2 separate regions of the Mus musculus genome follow, and region 1 is linked to region 2. A link is a loop called in an ENCODE intact Hi-C map of the cell type or tissue named here. Cell type or tissue: left cerebral cortex. All regions are shown on one strand. Each heading gives the region's core, and the rest is flanking DNA. Links, peaks and the distances in the headings are about the cores only. Region 1 has its middle 82 kb from the start of Gm30624. Region 2 has its middle 33 kb from the start of Gm30193.

Region 1 (8,812 bases), core at 300-8,299, 230 kb after region 2:
TTAGAGGATTGGCAAAGGCCTGGGAAAACTGTTTTTTTAAAGTCATAATCTGAGGTAAAAATGGTGTAGTCCTGGGAGCTTTAGGTTATGGGTAAAACTGACGATTATATCAGGAGAGTAAAAAAAATCACTCACACACATGTACATGAATACACACACACACACACACATAGGCAGACAGAGGGGGGAAAGGGAGAGAGAGGCAGAGGCAGAGAGGAAGAGAGGGAGGGAGAGGCAGAGAGGAAGAGAGGGAGGGAGAGGCAGAGAGGAAGAGAGGGAGGGAGGGAAAGGGAGGTATATGAAAAGGATAAAAAATTAAACCATGTCTGAAACTCTCCTATCATCACTTGTGATCTGCCCACCACCATGTGAATGCTTTGTAAACACCTCAAAGTCACCAATTCACAGCTAAATCCACTCTCTTCTTCCTCTAGATACCGCAAATTGTTTTTATTTTGTTCTTTTCTTATGTCAATGGCATCTTTATTCTTCAAGCCATCTGGGGTTAAAAATGAATACACATTGATTCTTCCCTTTCATTCCCAGCATCCAATCAGCCGACGAGTCTCATTACCCCTGAAATCTCATTTCGTGTATCTCTTTACTCGGTTACCATGGCAGTGCTTGATATGAATCCTTCATTTTCACTTGCTTATGATTTTGCAAATAAGTTTCCAAATTGGCCTCTGACATCTGTCTCTTGACTCTTCTATTCATTTGTACACTAAAACCAGTGACGGAGACTCACATGTCTCCTTGTCGTGCCTCTCTGTTGCTTGCCAACTTGTGGGAGTTTCATTCAGTGAGTTGACTTCAAGCCTCTTAACCGCATCCAAACCCCCACAAGCTGAATCCAGTCTGCCTGTTCACCTATACTCATCTCCTACCTGGACTGTAGGTCATTCAGGCACTGAAGATGCTACTTACCGAGACATCTTTTCTTCTTCAAAGATCCAGCTCCAACCCGACCTCCTTCATACAGTCTTTTTATTGCTCTGCCATTCCCCTCAACTATGAACTTTCTGACATCCTAGTATTATAATCTATAATAACATTACAACATGCATGGCCCTGCTAATATTCCTGCTACTTTGGTACCTTATCTGCTGATTTGGTGTATGCCAGTGATACACCTCACAATGTGTTAAGCACCTAATTTGTATTATTTGATTTAAATGTTAGGACATCAAGTCAGCTCTAATATCTAGTCTCCATTTTCACAATCAAGGAAACCAATATTAAATAACTTGCCTCGTGGCAAACTATATCAAATCCAGATCCATTTTGTACCAAAGTATATCCTTTTTCATTAGACTACTAGTTCTCATCTTGCGGGTCATGACCCTTTTGAGAGGGGTCAAACAATCCTTTCATAGGATCAGAAAACACAAATATTTACATTGTGATTCATAAGAGCAGCAAATTTACAGTTATGAAGTAATAATGAAAATGATTTTATGGTTGAGGTCACCACAACATGAGGAATTATATTAAAGGGCTGTAACATTAGGAAGGTTAAGAAGTGCTGCATTAGACCATCCTGCCTTTGTGTGGTCAAGGGCTCTCTGACTGATATGTTTGCTTTCTATACCTCCTAAAACAGTGACTATAATTTGCATGTAGGGCTTTTATGGAATGGAATCCTGCAGTTGCTGACAGACAACTCGTAGAGTTATCTTCATGTAGAGTCTGAGGTTGAGAAGCACAGAACCCGCAAGTGGAGAGACTGGTTCTTGGTGCCATTATTTGAGCCTCTTATCAACCTAGTTCTAGATTTGAACTTTTCAGGTTAAAGAACCAATAACGTCCACTGTTCAGCAATTACATTACTAGAGTGATGGACCAGAAAAAAGGGTGTATGACATAGTTTCATCAATATAATGAACAAAATTGATATTATAGGTCTATGGACAAGAGGGTGAATTAAGGGTTGTTTAATGTACATGCAGGCTGTCTTAGAGAGAAATCATTCTGGAATATTATTTTTATTAGTATTTTGCAAATTTTACCAGTAGCTTAGAAGAAAATATCCATGGGTGAATGTAAATGCCTAAAGATCATCCATGTATTGCACACCTAGAACTAGATAGATAAGAAGAACCGAATCCAGCATAATCATGAACACTATCAAGGAAAAAGAACAGGGTGTCCAAATTGGTGTTAAAAATCAGAATATACATGAGAGAGCCTCTCTGAGACTAGAGAGACAAGGTTAAAGATAGGAAGCCAAAGCCATTACATACCTAGACTCCTCAAAGGCAAAAGTGGCATTAAGATCTGTCAGGTACAGGTTCAAATCTTAACCTACTAATTAATTACCATGTGTATTAAGGAAATTATCCAAAGCGCTGTTTATCTTTTATCAACACAGTGAGAATGAAGGACTCTTCAGAGGTATCATCTATCTGGAAATGTTAGATACATGACAGCTGTTCAATGTCTAGAGTTTGCATGAAAGTGTATCATTTCCTAAGAGTTGGTTTAATAGTTCTCTATTAACAGTGAGGAAGGCTGAGGGTCTAGGAATGGAGAAAACCATAATGGAGGCCCGAGCCATTTTGAAGTACATGTTCTTCACACTCAGGAATGACTTCCCACAGCAGTGTCTCCAGACCTCTACTCAGCCTCTGCCGAGAAAGAAAAAATTGGAGTGTTGCAATCAAACTTGACAGATAAAAATGTTAAGTTCTACATTAAAAAAATTCTTCAGAGTAAATTTAGTGTCTCAGAGTGCTGTTTGATAATTGGTTCCCAGAGTGATACAAGTTCTAAGCCGTTTGCTATTTTAGGATGCCAAGAAGAAAGAATCGATGGGGGTGACCTTAGCTGGGTCTCACAGCATTGGAAATATGGAACCTGAAGAGGCCACCCCCTGTAGTCAGGCAGAACCTCAGGTGGAGGGAGTAGGGCTCCACCCACCCACAAAACTTTCTGCCCAAAATTTATCCTGTCTACAAGAAATGCAAAGACAGGGGATGAAGTAGAGACTGAAGGAATGGCCAATCAATAACTGGTCCAACTTGAGACCCATCCCATGGGCAAGCACCAAGCCCTGACACTATTAATGATACTCCATTATGCTTGAAAACAGGAGTCTAGCAAGGCTGTCACTTGAGAAGCTTTACCCAGCAGCTGACTCGGATGAAGAGGCCCACAGCCAAATGATGGATGGAGTTTGGGTGCTCTTATGGAAGAGTTAGGGGAAGGATTGAGAATCCTGCAATGGATAGGAACTCCATAGGAAGACCAACAGAGTCAACTAACCTAGACCCTTGGGGCTCTTAGAGACCGAATCACCTACCAAAGAGCATACATGGGTGGTGGGGCCTATACCCAACCCCATATATATGTAGCAGATGCTTAGCTCCGTCTTCTTGTAGGTTCTGAACAACTGGAGCAGAGTCTATCCCAAAAGCTGTTGCCTGTCTGTGGGATAAGTTCTTCTAGGTGGGCTGCCTTGTCTGGCCTCAGTGGGAGAGGACCTGATGCGCCAGGGTGGGGGGATACTTAGGGGGGCTTCCACTCTCTCAGAGGAGGATGGGAGGGGGATGGGGGAAAGGATTGTGGGAGGGGGTGACCAGGAGGGGCAGCAGTGATCAGGGTGTAAAGTGAATAAATAAATTTCAGTAAAGAAAAGGAAGAGAGAGAGAGAGAGAGAGAGAGAGAGAGAGAGAGAGAGAAGGAAGGAAGGAAGGAAGGAAGGAAGAAAGAAAGAAAGAAAGAAAGAAAGAAAGAAAGAAAGAAAGAAAGAAAGAGAGAAAGAGAGAAAGAGAGAAAGAGAGAAAGAAAAGGACTCACCAAGTGGTGTACTATTTGGTCAACAGCAAATTGGCTGCAACAGCATCATCAACAGTACCCTGAATTACAGCGATATGAATGAAATTGGGGTTCCTTATCAATGTGCTTTGGAACATTGGAAATTTTAGTGTCCAATTTTCAGCTGATTGATTGTGTATGGTCTTGACGTTAGAGTGAAATTTAGTATTCAAATTGTTTATAGTTTTACTCTTGTAAGGAAAAATTGACAGAAAAGTTATAAAATGCAAATGATTTTTTAATCTCATAATCACAGCCTTTCCAGGGTGACTATTTATCTGACAAAGGAAGGGGGGCATGCTGTAGGTGGGGTGTTCATCAGCAGTTTTTAAATAGAAATGTGAAAGTCTACCAGAGACATCAAAGTTTTGCAAAAAAGAAGCTTGAATTTTATAACATCCAATTTCAATTTCAGGAGTCTGAGGGGGGAAAATAATACAATGAATGTCACTGGGGCATTTTTAATTTACACCCATTTTTTTTATTCACTTTTTATTATTTGGCTAAAATAGAACTTGTAAAATCCCAGTTGGGATGGGGAGCCGTTCTCTTGTTTCCCAGGATACGGGTTCCAATGGCTGTATTTGATGTTTGTACTCGAGTAAACCCACCCACACAGCCCACTGAAGCTCAGTGGGCTTGGGTTTTTCTCTCTTGAACAGCATCCAGCATAATGTGGCTTACTGGAAACATCTCTCCAGAATGACTCAGCCAGTCATGGAAGCATTTCTTTCTGTGGAATTCTTCCTTTTTCTCTAAGAATGAATATAGAGCACATTATTTGGGAATAAACAAATCTGAAAGCATTTCCAGTAATATCTTGTGTGTGTGTGTGTGTGTGTGTGTGTGTGTGTGTGTGTGTGTGTGTGTGTGTACAGGCTGTGGAAGATGAAAAATTCTTGACTGAGATCTCCCCTCCTACCTAAATGTTTCAGTAAACACAGTCTAACTGAATCGATTGCCAAAATTTCCAGCTGAAAATAGAAAATGAAGCTGCTTTTCCAGATGGAAAAAAATGGGCTTCTTATGTCTTCAAGATGTCTAGAATTTACCTGACCTTGTGCCACCCACAGAGTACACACTTGATGTCTCTAAGCAAAGTTGTGTTAAGTCAGATGACATCTCTTGAAAAGACTTGTGGGAGACTGCGCTGAGTTGCCACCGCTGCCGCTGCAGCCATCGTGCCAGCCCCACGGGTCTCAGAGGGGTGGGTGACTCTCCAGGACAGGAGAGAAGCCAGTTTGGGAGCAGACTGGATCCAGCTTCATTCAGCGTTACTATCAGTTATTTGATAATGGCAGAACCCAACTAGGCACAACTTACACTGATTGATGCATCATGCAATTCCAGGGGAAAGCTGCCATTGTTGGAGAAGTAATCTAGCCTTCCATTCCAGAAAATTCAGCATAGTATCTCAGCACAGGACCATCAGCCTACAGCAGATAGCTGCATCATCAGCATGGTTGTCGGCCAACTCAAGGCTGATGAAGATCCCATCATGGATTTCCACCAGATGTTTCTATTAAAGAACATCAACGATGCTTGTGTTTGCACCAATGACATGTTCAGGCTTGTCCTGCACAACTTCGGTTGACCTCCTCCTGGCCAGACAGTCACGCTGTTTCCCCCTCCCTCTTCCCAATCCTAGCTCACTCCTCCAGATGCTCCAAATATCACACACCAACAAGCAGGGCCAGGCGGGAACGGGTGCAGTGGGCTTCTGTCACCACGGTGCTGTGCATGATGTTTGGATGCTAGACGAGTCGCCATCTGACAGGAAACGTTTGTGCTGTACCAGCGCATGCCTTGGAAGGACTTAAGTAATGCAAAAGATGGTCGGGTTTTGGTTTTGGTTTATTTATTTATTTTTTAATCTACTGACAAGTTGCTTTAGTAACCCGAAGGAGTGAAGGGAAAACAGCTGCCTCACCAACCGCCTAGATACTGATTTGTTCAGATGTTTCAATGCCTCATGATACATTAAAGCCACAAAAACTTTCTCAACAACAACAACGATGATGACGACAACGACAACAACAAAAAGACACGTGGGCTACAGGTTGATAAAGATCTCAATTCTTCCTCCTTTGCCTTCCTTCATTTCCTGATAAATTTCAGGAAACATTCTCAAGTAACTATGGCCTCCTCAAGGCTCATAATTTCAAATCCTTTTGTCATTTGAAGGAGTTGGATGTTGTGTGCACTTTTAGAATAATCCCTTATGTTTTGAGTTGAACACATTTGAGAAGTTTTTCATCATCATTTAAAACATATTACTATTGTCAATGTGTGTGTGTATGCAGTGTATATGTGTGGTAATGTGTAGTGCGGTCTACGTGGAGGTCAGAGGACAAGTTTGTAGAGTTGGTTCTCTCCTAACACCTTTATAGGGGTAGAACTCTGGTGGCCATGACACCTTTACCTGATGAAACTTTTGCTGGCCCCATTTATTTATTTTTAAACTGTGGGCCTTACGTAGCACAGGCTGGCCTCCAAGTCATTGCTTAGTCAAGGATAACTGATCTTCTAATCCTCCTGCCTCTACCAACAGAGTATGGGACGACAGAATCTGCCTTCAACTAAGTTTATGTGGGACTGGGGATTGAATCTAAGAGCTCCATGCAAGCATTTTTGTTTGTTTGTTTTTTTGGGGGGGGGTGTTTTTGTTTTGTTGTTGTTGTTGTTGTTGTTGTTGTTGTTGTTTTTTGAGACAGGGTTTCTCTGTATAGCCCTGGCTGTCCTGGAACTCACTCTGTACACCAGGCTGGCCTCGAACTCAGAAATCCGCCTGCCTCTGCTTCCCAAGTGCTGGGATTAAAGGCGTGTGCCACCACCGCCCAGCTTCACGCAAGCATTCTTATCAACTGCACTGCTCCCCGACACCCGAGCTGTTCTTTAGGTAGAAGCTTTTTGAAACTACGAAAATGGTTTCTTAAAATTATTGACTATTGTCCTCATGCTGGCAATACAGAAGGAAAAGGCAAGGCCATAAAGTTTGAGAGAATGGGAATGGAAGAAAAAAGCAACCTACAGAACATTTCTTAGTAAATCATAATAACTACCATTCTCCGAAGTGTACCGCTGTGTGAACGTTTAGATCATGAATAAAGTCCGAACTGGTCTCCTGGAGACATGAAATTATGGAATGTGGAAAAAAGAAGGGCTGCAGGCAGAGCGGCTGTGATGTTCAAACTGGAATGCTTTCATTTTTAGGCATTCCTTTCAATAGAAGTAGTGAGTCATTTAGCTCTCCAGGGCTAGAGATAGCCCCCTCCCCGGCCACTGATTTTGTTTGAGGAGTATGAACCTAAGTGAAGACTGTGTCGTGAAGCTAGTGAACCTCAAATCCTCCATGTATCCCTCCTCAACTCTGAACCTCTGGGACAACCCCCCCCCCCCCAACATACACACTCTCTTGTCATGTTTAAAGCCCACCTCTGCGTTTCCACGGGGAGCAATCATCAGCGGGAAGTGATGAGGGTAACAGATACAAGCTCCCACTCTGCAGCAGCTGGGTCACCAGAGGGTTTAGCACTCAGGAGGAAACTTCACTTGCTCAGCTATTTACTTTCTTCCCCTTCCTACCTCATAACTGGCAGTTCTATTATTTAATTGTTTGACATTCATTTACCTAGTGCATGTATGTGTGTGCATGAATGGAGGTCAGAGGACAGAGGAGGGAGTTGGCACCCCTCTTAGGTGGTTTCCTGAGGTTGAACTGAGGTCATCAGGCTTGGCAGCACGCCAAACTACCACGCTACCAAACTCTCTTTCTAGCTCATTCTTTTTCCCACTTGATCATGATTGTTTTCTTCTAAAAACAAGAGTCACCAAACCTCTGAAAAGGACCAGATATAAAATATTATTGTACTTACCAGTCATACAGTCTTTGCTATAAATGCTCAACTCTGCCATTGTGTGTAAAAGTAGGCATAGGCAAATATTAATGAATGGACATATGTTCCAACAAAGCTATACTTGTAGACACTAATATTTGGACTTCATACCATTTCATGTGTTGGGAAATAACGACCCTCCTTTTGATTCCCCCACTAGTGTCATTATTCTTATCTCAGAGACTATTTTAAAATGGCTAACAAACCTTATTACCCTAGTTGGCTATAGCTTTGTTAGCCTTTGCCATAAACTGTTACGTGAGAATCCATACATTGGACTGGTACTGTCAGACAGTATGTCATGAGCATATGTAAGTGATCTTGGGTGTGGCAATAAAGGGAGATTCTGTTGTGCATGTCTAGCAAGTTACCAGATGATACAGCCGCTGGAGACCCACACATCACACCTTGAGCGGCATGGCTTACAAGCATCACACAGTTAGGTCTATCCATGGAAGGGTCTGATTTTGAGAGGGACTGGGCAGAAGTGGAGAACTGTGGTAGAGCCGAGTTGGCCTGTCTAAGTCAGGCTTGGAGAGGTTAGATGCAGGAAGACGTGGGAATAGGGGCTCAGTAGGGTGGTGACTTTTTCTCACCACTGTGGTAATATTTGACAAAAGAAATGTAAGGAAGGAAGGGTTTATTTTTATGTCATCGTTTCAAATACTTCAGTCGACTATAACAGGGAACGGATGACCCTGTGCTTGCATTGAAATCTTATCTGTGTCATGGCTGGAGGCAGGCTTGTTCTGTGTCATGGCCGGAGGCCAGGAAGCAGAGAGGGTGACATGAAGGTGACAGGAATAATACAGTTCCTCCCCTTTCTCCACCAGAACTTGCTCCTGGTGACCTACATCTTCAAGCTAGATCCTACCTCATAAATGTCTGACAGATGTCTCTAGACAATTTCATCATCTTGGGACCAAGTGTTCAAACACATGAGCCTCTGGGGGCTGTTTCTTGTTCAAATCACAACAGCAGATCTTAGTTGTTATAAGGCTATAGAGGGCTGCGAGGGACAAGGCTTTGCTGGTCAGTGACGCCTTTAGCAGTGGTGCTGGTGATCTATGCAGAAGTGCTTAAGAGGTATTTGCTGAATA
Region 2 (8,812 bases), core at 436-8,435:
CCTTTTAACCCCTCAATTACTCTCTTTAAGATCAATTGTTTTATCTTCACACTGGTTTTGAAAAATGTCCAAAGTAATTATCCTGCATATAATTTCCTCGGCATTTGTTTAATTATTTTAGTTCAACGTTGCTGTCATAATGATAACTTTCTATTGTTTGAGAAAGAATTACATCAAATGATTAAATCCCCCTCCAAGCTCTTGGTGGTGGTGGAGGGGTGTTTGGGAGTCAAAGAAAGCTGATTTGAATATAGAGAATAAATAGTAATTAAACTGTAAATGTTGATTTTTTTCCCCTTTGAAGTCTATTGGTGTGTTTGGTGTGAATAAAGCACACATTGTCGCTTATTATTTCGGCCGCAGCAATGGTTCGTGAGAATCACTGCAAGACTGCGTTAAACGGAGGAGTTTCCCAGGGCAGCCGAACTGAAGTTTCCTTTGTTTATAGTAAAGCCTGGATTATTTCTCCCTCTTAAACAGTACACATCAGTTTTAGATAAAACCTGAGAAGTTTTTTTTTTTTTCTCCTTCAAACTCAACTCCTTCACTGTGTTCCGGAGAGAGAAGATCTATCTTAAGACCCGGAAGCTGAACGGGGCAAGCTCACTTTACACTGCGTCTTCTCTTCTGTTTTTTGACTTTAAAACAGCAATCTCAGTCTAGGTTGTTGGTTAGACTTATCTGGGGAGCTTTAAAAGCAGTCCTGGAGTCTGGATAACCCACCCGCTCTGTCAATTGTATTGGAAGCCGAGCTACAATGGAATCGGAATCACCACTGAGGTGATTCCAGTGCGAGGCTGAGAAGCTGTGCTGTGTTAGGTCCGAGGCACAGACGCGCACACTCTGGCTGACAGAATGTGGATGACTTAAGCGGCTACCCCCTACCCCTACACCCCCCCCCCCCACACACACACAGGGCCCCCACGACGAGAGATAAAGTCTGTCATCTCTCGTTCGGAATACTCTCCCTGGGCTTTGGTATACACGCCTAAGAGAAGTGCACGCTTTCTTCCTGCTTTAATGTGTACACCGAAGAGTCCAACGATCGTACATCATCACTTCCGCAGTCACTTGGGTTCGCTTTTATCCAGGATGTAGTACCGGGAATTTGTCTCTTAAAACCACGAACACCCAATAGACAGCCGCGTACGCATATGACGTCATGATATCACCCTCTACAGATCGATTTCACAGGTTATCACAATGTCAGCCGTCTCAGCAGGATGCTAAAGAGAACATTTTGAGCAAGGTGGATATTTTATGGGTTTTGCTTAATTATTTAGAGTAGTTGGGCGTTATTGTCTTCACAGATGTAATTATCATCATGGGACTCACACTTTTCCTTGTGAACTTAGTTGTTTCCCCTTGGATTGGATTCTATAAAATGCAAGGCCTTCCCAAGGATTCATGCAGTCAAAGTATTTTTATATAGCAAGGCACTAAAGGAAGTTAATTTTATGCCTCTTATGGCGTTTGGGGTTTAAAATATTTAAAATTAGTTTCAAATGAGACAGTTTTTATTGTCAGTAACCAAAAGTGATGGTTTCCCTGGGGCTACTCTGCTGCGAAACCATTGCAAGGTGGTTGGAGAATGCAGATTAATGTCATTGAATCAGGGCTATTTGTTATCAGAGATTTAACCAAAAGCTCTAGGAGGCTTGCTCATTCATTCATTCATTCATTCATTCAATAAACATTCATGGTGATTTCCTAGGAACCCTTAATCTTCTAGGTGCTGGGTTTATAGGACCATGCAAAGCAGCTGGGCAGAAACCCGATCCTGTCCTTGCAGAGTTTAATTCCGCTCCCTGGCCAACTCCAGAAGGCATATGTAATTTATGTTGAGAAAAACATGCTTGGGGGCAGGGTGGGGAGGATCTGATTTTAGTTTTTCACCAAGAAAGTGATGTTTGAGCAGATGGTTTGGAAGTGGATGAGAGAACAGGCCACATAACTGTATTGATGCAGCGGGAAAAGACCCAGTGCAAAAGAGCCAGAGGTGGGGGAAAGCTGGGGCTTGCCAGATAAAATAAAGAATGCCCAGTCAAAGATGAACTTCACATAAACAATACAGAATTGTTCATGTAAGCGTCCTGTAATATAACACACTTATCCTAGAAAATTGCAAAGTTGTCTTGTATTCCTATCTCCTAAATTCGGCAAAGTTAGATATAATCATGGGAGTTAGGGGATTGAAGGGAGGAGAGTGGCTGAACCAGAGGTAGGACGCAGGAGGTGGAAAGAGATGAGGCAGGAGAGGTCTACAGGGGTGGAGTGAATGTGGAGGGGGTTTTAGGCCACTGTAAGAACGTGAGGACCAGTGGGACCACTCAATGGTTAAATAAAGATGCTTCCCACCAAGTCCAATGACCTGGGTTCGATCCTTACAACCCATGTGATAGAAAGAAAGAGCTAATTCTGGCAGGTTACCTCATGACCTCTACATGTATGCTGGGGCACATGCACAGACATATAAAACTTAAAAAAGGACCTTTCATTTTTTTTTTTTTCTCCAGCTGACATTCCTGGAGAGTTTGAGCTGAAAGTGTTTTGAAGTTTGGAAGCACCGGTAAGTCTGCTGTTTTGTATGAAGGACGACAGGCACGGAAGCAGGAAGATCAGGTGGGAGGTTATTGCAACCATTCATTTACAAGAGAGATGGATGGTGGGGGGCTAAGATATGATGGTCAAGGTATGGTCTAAATGGACACCCAAGGCATTTTCTGGAGGGCTGGGTGTGTGCCATTAAACAGAGTTGAGTTTGGAGAAGGTGGAATTGCCGTTCAATGAAGTGGGGGAGTGGGGCATTGCTTTTTATTTGGTAGTGGTGGGAGAGTAAGGGAGGAGGCATAGGTTGTTACATTTGACACAAGTCAGAGGCATTTAATAGCTAACTGGAAACATTAAGTTGGGATTTATGTTTGTGTGTGTGTGTTTCCCAAGTAGAAAAACCAAGAATTGCATCATTGTATCAGAGCAGAAAAGGAGATGGTAGAAAGGTTGAGGAATGGCAGTTAAGACTAGAGAAAGTAAGGTTTTTTATCCAGCACTGGATAAAAAGGACCGAGGACTGGGGCTATTCTAGGCGACAATGACAGGCAGTTGTCTGCAATTGTTGATCTCTTCTTTGAAGGCAGACAGGTCCCCCAGAGCCCTCAATGTGTAGAAGAGCTGAGCTGGATATTTCTCTCCAGGCTCTCAAGGGTTAAGGCTGGCTGAGTCACTCTGTTGCCACCTCTCCAATTCCCCTTTGTTAGTCTAGCATGGTGTGGCCAGGTTAAGCTGGGCCTCATAAAACGAGGCCCCTGTGGGAGCTACATTTGCTCCAGATGACCTCAGAAGAAAATGCAGCCCTCCCACAGAGGACTGAAATAAATACTTATCCTTGTGTTACCGTGCACAATGGCCGCCATTGGCTTGGGACTGTGATGTCAGTGAAGCCTATCCTGCCTGAGGCTGCTCAGCATAGCCTGCCAGGCCCAGGAGCTGAGCCTTTCCTCAGGGTTTGAACAGACTCTTAGTTCTTCCACTCAGGAGTTCAGCTGGCAGGATGTTAGCATCTGTGCCGCCCACTGCAGCCTGGCTTCTCCTCAAGGCACTTTCGAATTCTCCCACAGTTTCCTTCTTGAATTCATTTCCTGTCGGCTTCTGTGTTCTTGCCTCCCGTTCCTCTGTAGGTTCCATGTGGGCTGTTCCGCTCCTTGGTCATCTCTTGCTGAGCTACTTCCCTTATTGCTCCACCCACTTCATTTCTTACGATTTGTTCTATGATGAAATTTGTTCTGCATTTTAGCCTGACTCTTATTGCCAAAGCTCAGAATGGGTTGCTGTTCGCTCTTGGTGGGTTTTTGATTTCATGCAGGAAGCGATTGTATACATTCCTAATAATGAATCCTAGTTGGGACAAGTTGTGGCGCCTGTCTGTGTTGTCTGTGACCTCCGGTGGAGTGAGACACCATTAGTGTTTTGGTCGAGATTACCAAATGTTCTTCAGGACTTTCCCATTGGTGTTGGTTTGGAATGAGATCACGTGATCCAGCAATCGGATGTTGTAAGAGGCCTATAGGGTTCAAGTCACTTGGTGCAGGTTCTGTCATAATTCTGGGTCAGACAGTAGCCTCTTCTTTATGCCTATCACTATGGATTTCTTTAGCATGTTCCCCACCCCACCCCCCACCCCTGAGTGCCTGGTGAAGGGCCAGCTCTACTCTTTATTTCCTGATGTCTCAGTGATTGGCCCTTTTCTGATGTGTGATATGGGTAAATCTCCTTGCAAAGATGTGCAGTGCCCAGCCTTAGCTGCTCAGATGTGAATACAAGGCATCCCGAAACGCCAAAGGTTCCGCACAGCGTCATGCTCTAAGGAGCATGCGCTGATGCGGAGCATGCGCTTATGCTTGGGAATGCTAGGGTGATTGTCACAACCCTAATGCCTTTAAGGGGCCACTGTGAGGATTGTTTGTTAAAATTCTGGCGGAAGATGGGATGATCGTCTTGACTACAGTTCACAACAGAAGGTCAGAAGATGAATTGTAAGTGAGGCCCAGAATTCAATTGGCCCCTCTCAATGTGTGCTTGATGAGGTGTTTCGGTTGGAGCTTTTACTGGTCAAGCTTGAAAAGTCAATCTGTTCTCAAAGGTCACATTTCCCATATCGGGGAGCAAGGAAATAGGCTAGAAGCTGCTAGAATGTTTGTTGCTGTAGCTTCCCTTCTTTCTTATACAAGGGAAAGAAATAAAAAGATGTAGAGATGACACATGGGAACAAGACTTCTGTATTTTTCCCATCTGCAGTCTACTACGATTATTATGTACTCAGACACAAGGAAGAGGGACAGGAATTGATGTGACAACAAATATACAAGCCCATGGCTGCCAGATCTGCACCCAGTCCCTGGGGCCCACAGTGTGTAGTTAAAAGCTTGGAATTTGAAGGTGAATAGCCCTGGCTTCAATTCTGGTTTCTTCACTAATTAGCCTGATTCGTGGCAAGTTATATAAGCTAACTCATGATTGTTCATCTATTAGGAGCAATATCAAAATATTATTTCTCTAATATGATTACTGTGAGATTAGAAGAACTGATGCCTATTAAAAAAAAACAACAACAACTTAGCAGGAAACCTGGTGTCTGAGAAGAAATAAATAGGTAATAGTTACTTAGAAACATTTTTTTTTTTTTGAGCCAGGGTCTCATGTATCCCAGTTGTCCCGAACTCAATATGTAGCAGAAGGTGACCTTGAACTTCTAATCCTCCTGCCTCTACCTCCCGAGTACGTGTTGCAGGTGTGTGCCACCATGCCCAGTTTATGCAGTGTTGAGGATGGAGCTCAGGGCTTTGTGCTTATTAGAGAAACACTGTAGTGTAGAGGGATTTTAACCCAGCTACATGGCTACTCTGGCTGGAATACAGACATACCCTTACAGCATACCTGGAATACAGACACACCCTTACAGCATGGCTGGAATACAGACATACCCTTACAGCATACCTGGAATACAGACACACCCTCACAGCATGGCTGGAATACAGACATACCCTTACAGCATACCTGGAATACAGCACACACCTTTAATCCCAAACAATGAAGGTAAAGTTGTTTGTAGAAGGAAGCACCCATGTTTGAAAGTGATTTGTCTAATTGAGTGGCAGACAAAGTGACGAATCAGAGAAAGATTTGACAGATAGGCTATGCCCAACTCTCACAAAAACAGTGAAGAGAGGTGACTTAAGAGAAAGCAGGACAGAGAAAGGGAGGAGAGTTTTACCTGGAAAGTTCTACAGAGATAGGTTGAAGAGAGAACAGCTAATCACAGGTGAAGACAGAATGAGCCAGAGAGTGAGAAGGAGTCAAAAGATTAGAATAGATTGCCAAAGTTAGTATGAGCAATTAAGTTAGAAGCTAAGAGAATTTGAATCAGTCAGTTTGGAGAGGAGTTTGAGCCAGAACAGAGGAGTTGGTCAGCTAGCCAGAGTTCAGAAAAAACAAAAAACAACAACAACAAAAAACCTTGAAAGTGTGAGCTTATTTGGCAGTAAGTCTCAGAGGCTGAAAACATTCTAGACCTAGTATTTGATGTCCATATTAAGTTTTTTTGTTAATTTTTTTTTGGGGGGGGGGGTTCGAGACAGGGTTTCTCTGTGTAGCTCTGGCTGTCCTGGAACTCACTTTGTAGACCAGGTTGGCCTCGAACTCAGAAATCTACCTGCCTCTGCCTCCTGAGTGCTGGGATTAAACGCGTGCGCCACCACCACCCGGCCTGGATTCTTTTCTGCATTACAGTCATGGGTCTTGGGTCTGCCTGAGTCGAGTCTCTGAGAAGTTAGGAGCCCCTGAGGCTCCCTGGTTGCTGCAACTCTGTACCATGACAGGAGCCTGAGGAACTTCCATTACCAGTGATAAATGCTGAAGGCGAAGAAGCAATAGACGCTGCCTGCCTGACTGGAACAAACTGTCTCCTCTTTGTCACTTAAGCAAGCCAACTGCTGTTGGGGGGAGCAAGGAGAAGGAATGTGGAAGTATTTAGTGGGCAGTTCGGATGGGAGAGAGGGATGCATCGAGGATCAATCCCAGGCTTCCTTTTTGAGAAATGGTCAGAGCATCATCCACTATACAGTGCCTCTGCACCAAGCACAGAAGGCCGTGAACCGAGCTGCAGGTTTCATGAACACCCCCGACTCCCACTTCTGTAATTATGAGGAGTATTTTTTCCTAGTGAAGTGTGCTGCTTTGAGGGACCGTGTCTTCTTTTCATAATGAGTCTAGCAAGCTGAGCTACCATCTGTAGACCCAGATGAGGAGAGAGATTACATTAAAAACCTACCTTGGCCCGAGGAAGTACTTTTCAGACACGTAGCTAACCATTTTCTAAGCTGAAGTGTGAGCAGAGAAGTTGCACACTCTCACCTCCACACACTGAGCTCAAATAGATTCAAATGCAGGCATCGAGAAGCACACAGTTAGATGGCAATTTAAAGCTCTGCCTTGTGGCCTTCACTGCCCTTTTACTCTTGGCTCTGTCTATGTTCTTTGAGAGAACTGTATTTTGCTTTCCTATTAGCATCGGGGAAGGACCCCATTCTGCTTTTATTTCAAACTTCAACCACCCCTACACGTGTTCGATTCCTCTTGAGATGCCATTGATGCGCCAGCCTGGTACTGGAAGCTCACTGCCTTTCCCGAGGCAAGGCTCTGGGATTCCATCTTTTGAATCTCTGAATCACAGATGCCTTCCCACTTGCACACTGGCGGGAGCTCAGTGGACTTCCTCTAAGCAAGCCAAGCAAATTCTCTAAATGCCAGATGTAAGATGGGAATTCAAAGGTCATGGTTCTCCTCTGTGCTGCCCCCATTCCCACCCCGGCTAGGAGTGTGAGAAGTTCACATGACTGCACAAGACACCACTGGGCACTGCTAACTGCCATCCGTGCCAACGCATAGGCTCTGCTCTCTGTATCATAGAATGACTGTCTGTATTTGCTGAGCTTGTCTCTCCTGACCCGAGTCTCCAGCTCTCCCAGCCAATGCATTTGCATCATTTCTGTGTGTGCCTTGTTTGACCTGCCTCTTCTCCAGCACTGTGAGCCGGTCTGTGGGTGGTTCCCCCTCCCAGCCCCCACTGCCATGAAGAATGACAAGGGCAAAGGTCAGAAACTCCTATGATTCATTTCCTCTTTGCTGCACGCAGTGGATAGCTTTCTGGATGAGTCACTCGGATGCCAAGTATGGGACTGGGGTGGGGGCTCCTTTACATGAACCCCAAGGCGCTGCTATGCCCCCTCTCCGTTAGAAGAACAGAGTTCTTAAGAGCCCTTACAATTTTTGTATTTTCCTCCTGTGGTGTTATAAGCCCATCTGTGCCCTCTTTCTTTGTCCTGTTTGCTTGGATAACATTATCATCTTTTGTGGTCTCCTTGAATTCTGACTCCAGAATTGGCAGACACTTAAAATAGACCTCAAATGTGCTCTTATATTAATACATTTTCCAGGGGCTAGAGGAATAGCTCAGTGGGTTAAGTGCATGTTGCATAAGTATGATGGCTTGGGTTCAAATCCCCAGAACCTACATGAAAAAGCCAGATGTGGTTTGGGTGATGGTGGAGATGCACGCCTTTGATCCCAGCTCTCGGGAGGCAGAGAGCTGGATCTCCGAGTTCAAGGCCAGCCTGATCTCCAACGTGAGTTCCAGGACAGCCAGGACTATACAGAGAAACCCTGTCTCTAAAAACAAAAACAAACAAACAAAAGGCTAGATGTGCTGCCTGGCTGATACTTGTAATCTCAGTGCCAAGAGATAGAGAAAGAGAGATTCCCTGGGGTTGCTGGCCAACCAGCCTACTCTAATCTGTAAACTACAGGCCAATGAAAAACTTGGTCTCATAAAACAGGATGGGGCTGGAGAGACAGCTGAGTGGTTCTGAGTAAGTACTTCTCTTGCAGATGATGTAAGTTCAGTTCCGAGCACTGACCTGGGATGGCTCATAATTGACTGTAACTTCAGTTAGAGATTATCTGACACCCTAGCCTGGTCTCTCTAGGTACCTACCTACATATGAACATACCCACACAGAGATACACGCCCACATAACTAAAAATCACCGGGCATTGGTGGTGTATGCTTTTAATCCCAGCAATTGGGATAGGGGACAGAGGCAGAGGCAGATGGATCTCTGAATCCAAGGCTAGCATGGCCTATAGATCAAGTTCCAGGACAGTCAGGATTATACAGAGAAGCCTGTCTCAAAAACAAAAAACAAAACAAAACATAAAAAAAATAAAATAAATGCTAGAAAACAGCAACAATATGGTG

The links. Hi-C counts contacts between places; a loop is a spot of excess contacts. Peaks named below come from ENCODE experiments on the same cell type or tissue, not always from the same donor. Only the 100,000 strongest peaks of a DNase experiment are listed, where the experiment ranks them.
Region 1: a loop joins it to region 2, with 2.3 times the contacts of the local background. A loop is called at or near these places in 2 of 42 quality-filtered maps.

What each region holds. Positions count from the first base shown.
Region 1 is chr10:111,762,735-111,771,546 of GRCm38, forward strand. It overlaps the pseudogene Gm46193. Among named protein-coding and RNA genes, the nearest start is that of Gm30624, 82 kb to the left of the region's middle. In left cerebral cortex, for the core only: no CTCF peak of the experiment used is centred there; DNase peaks (open chromatin) are centred at 4,473, 4,799 and 7,036.
Region 2 is chr10:111,536,518-111,545,329 of GRCm38, forward strand. No RefSeq gene overlaps it. Among named protein-coding and RNA genes, the nearest start is that of Gm30193, 33 kb to the right of the region's middle. In left cerebral cortex, for the core only: no CTCF peak of the experiment used is centred there; DNase peaks (open chromatin) are centred at 1,911, 3,572, 6,756, 7,210 and 1 more place; H3K27ac peaks cover 1,573 bases.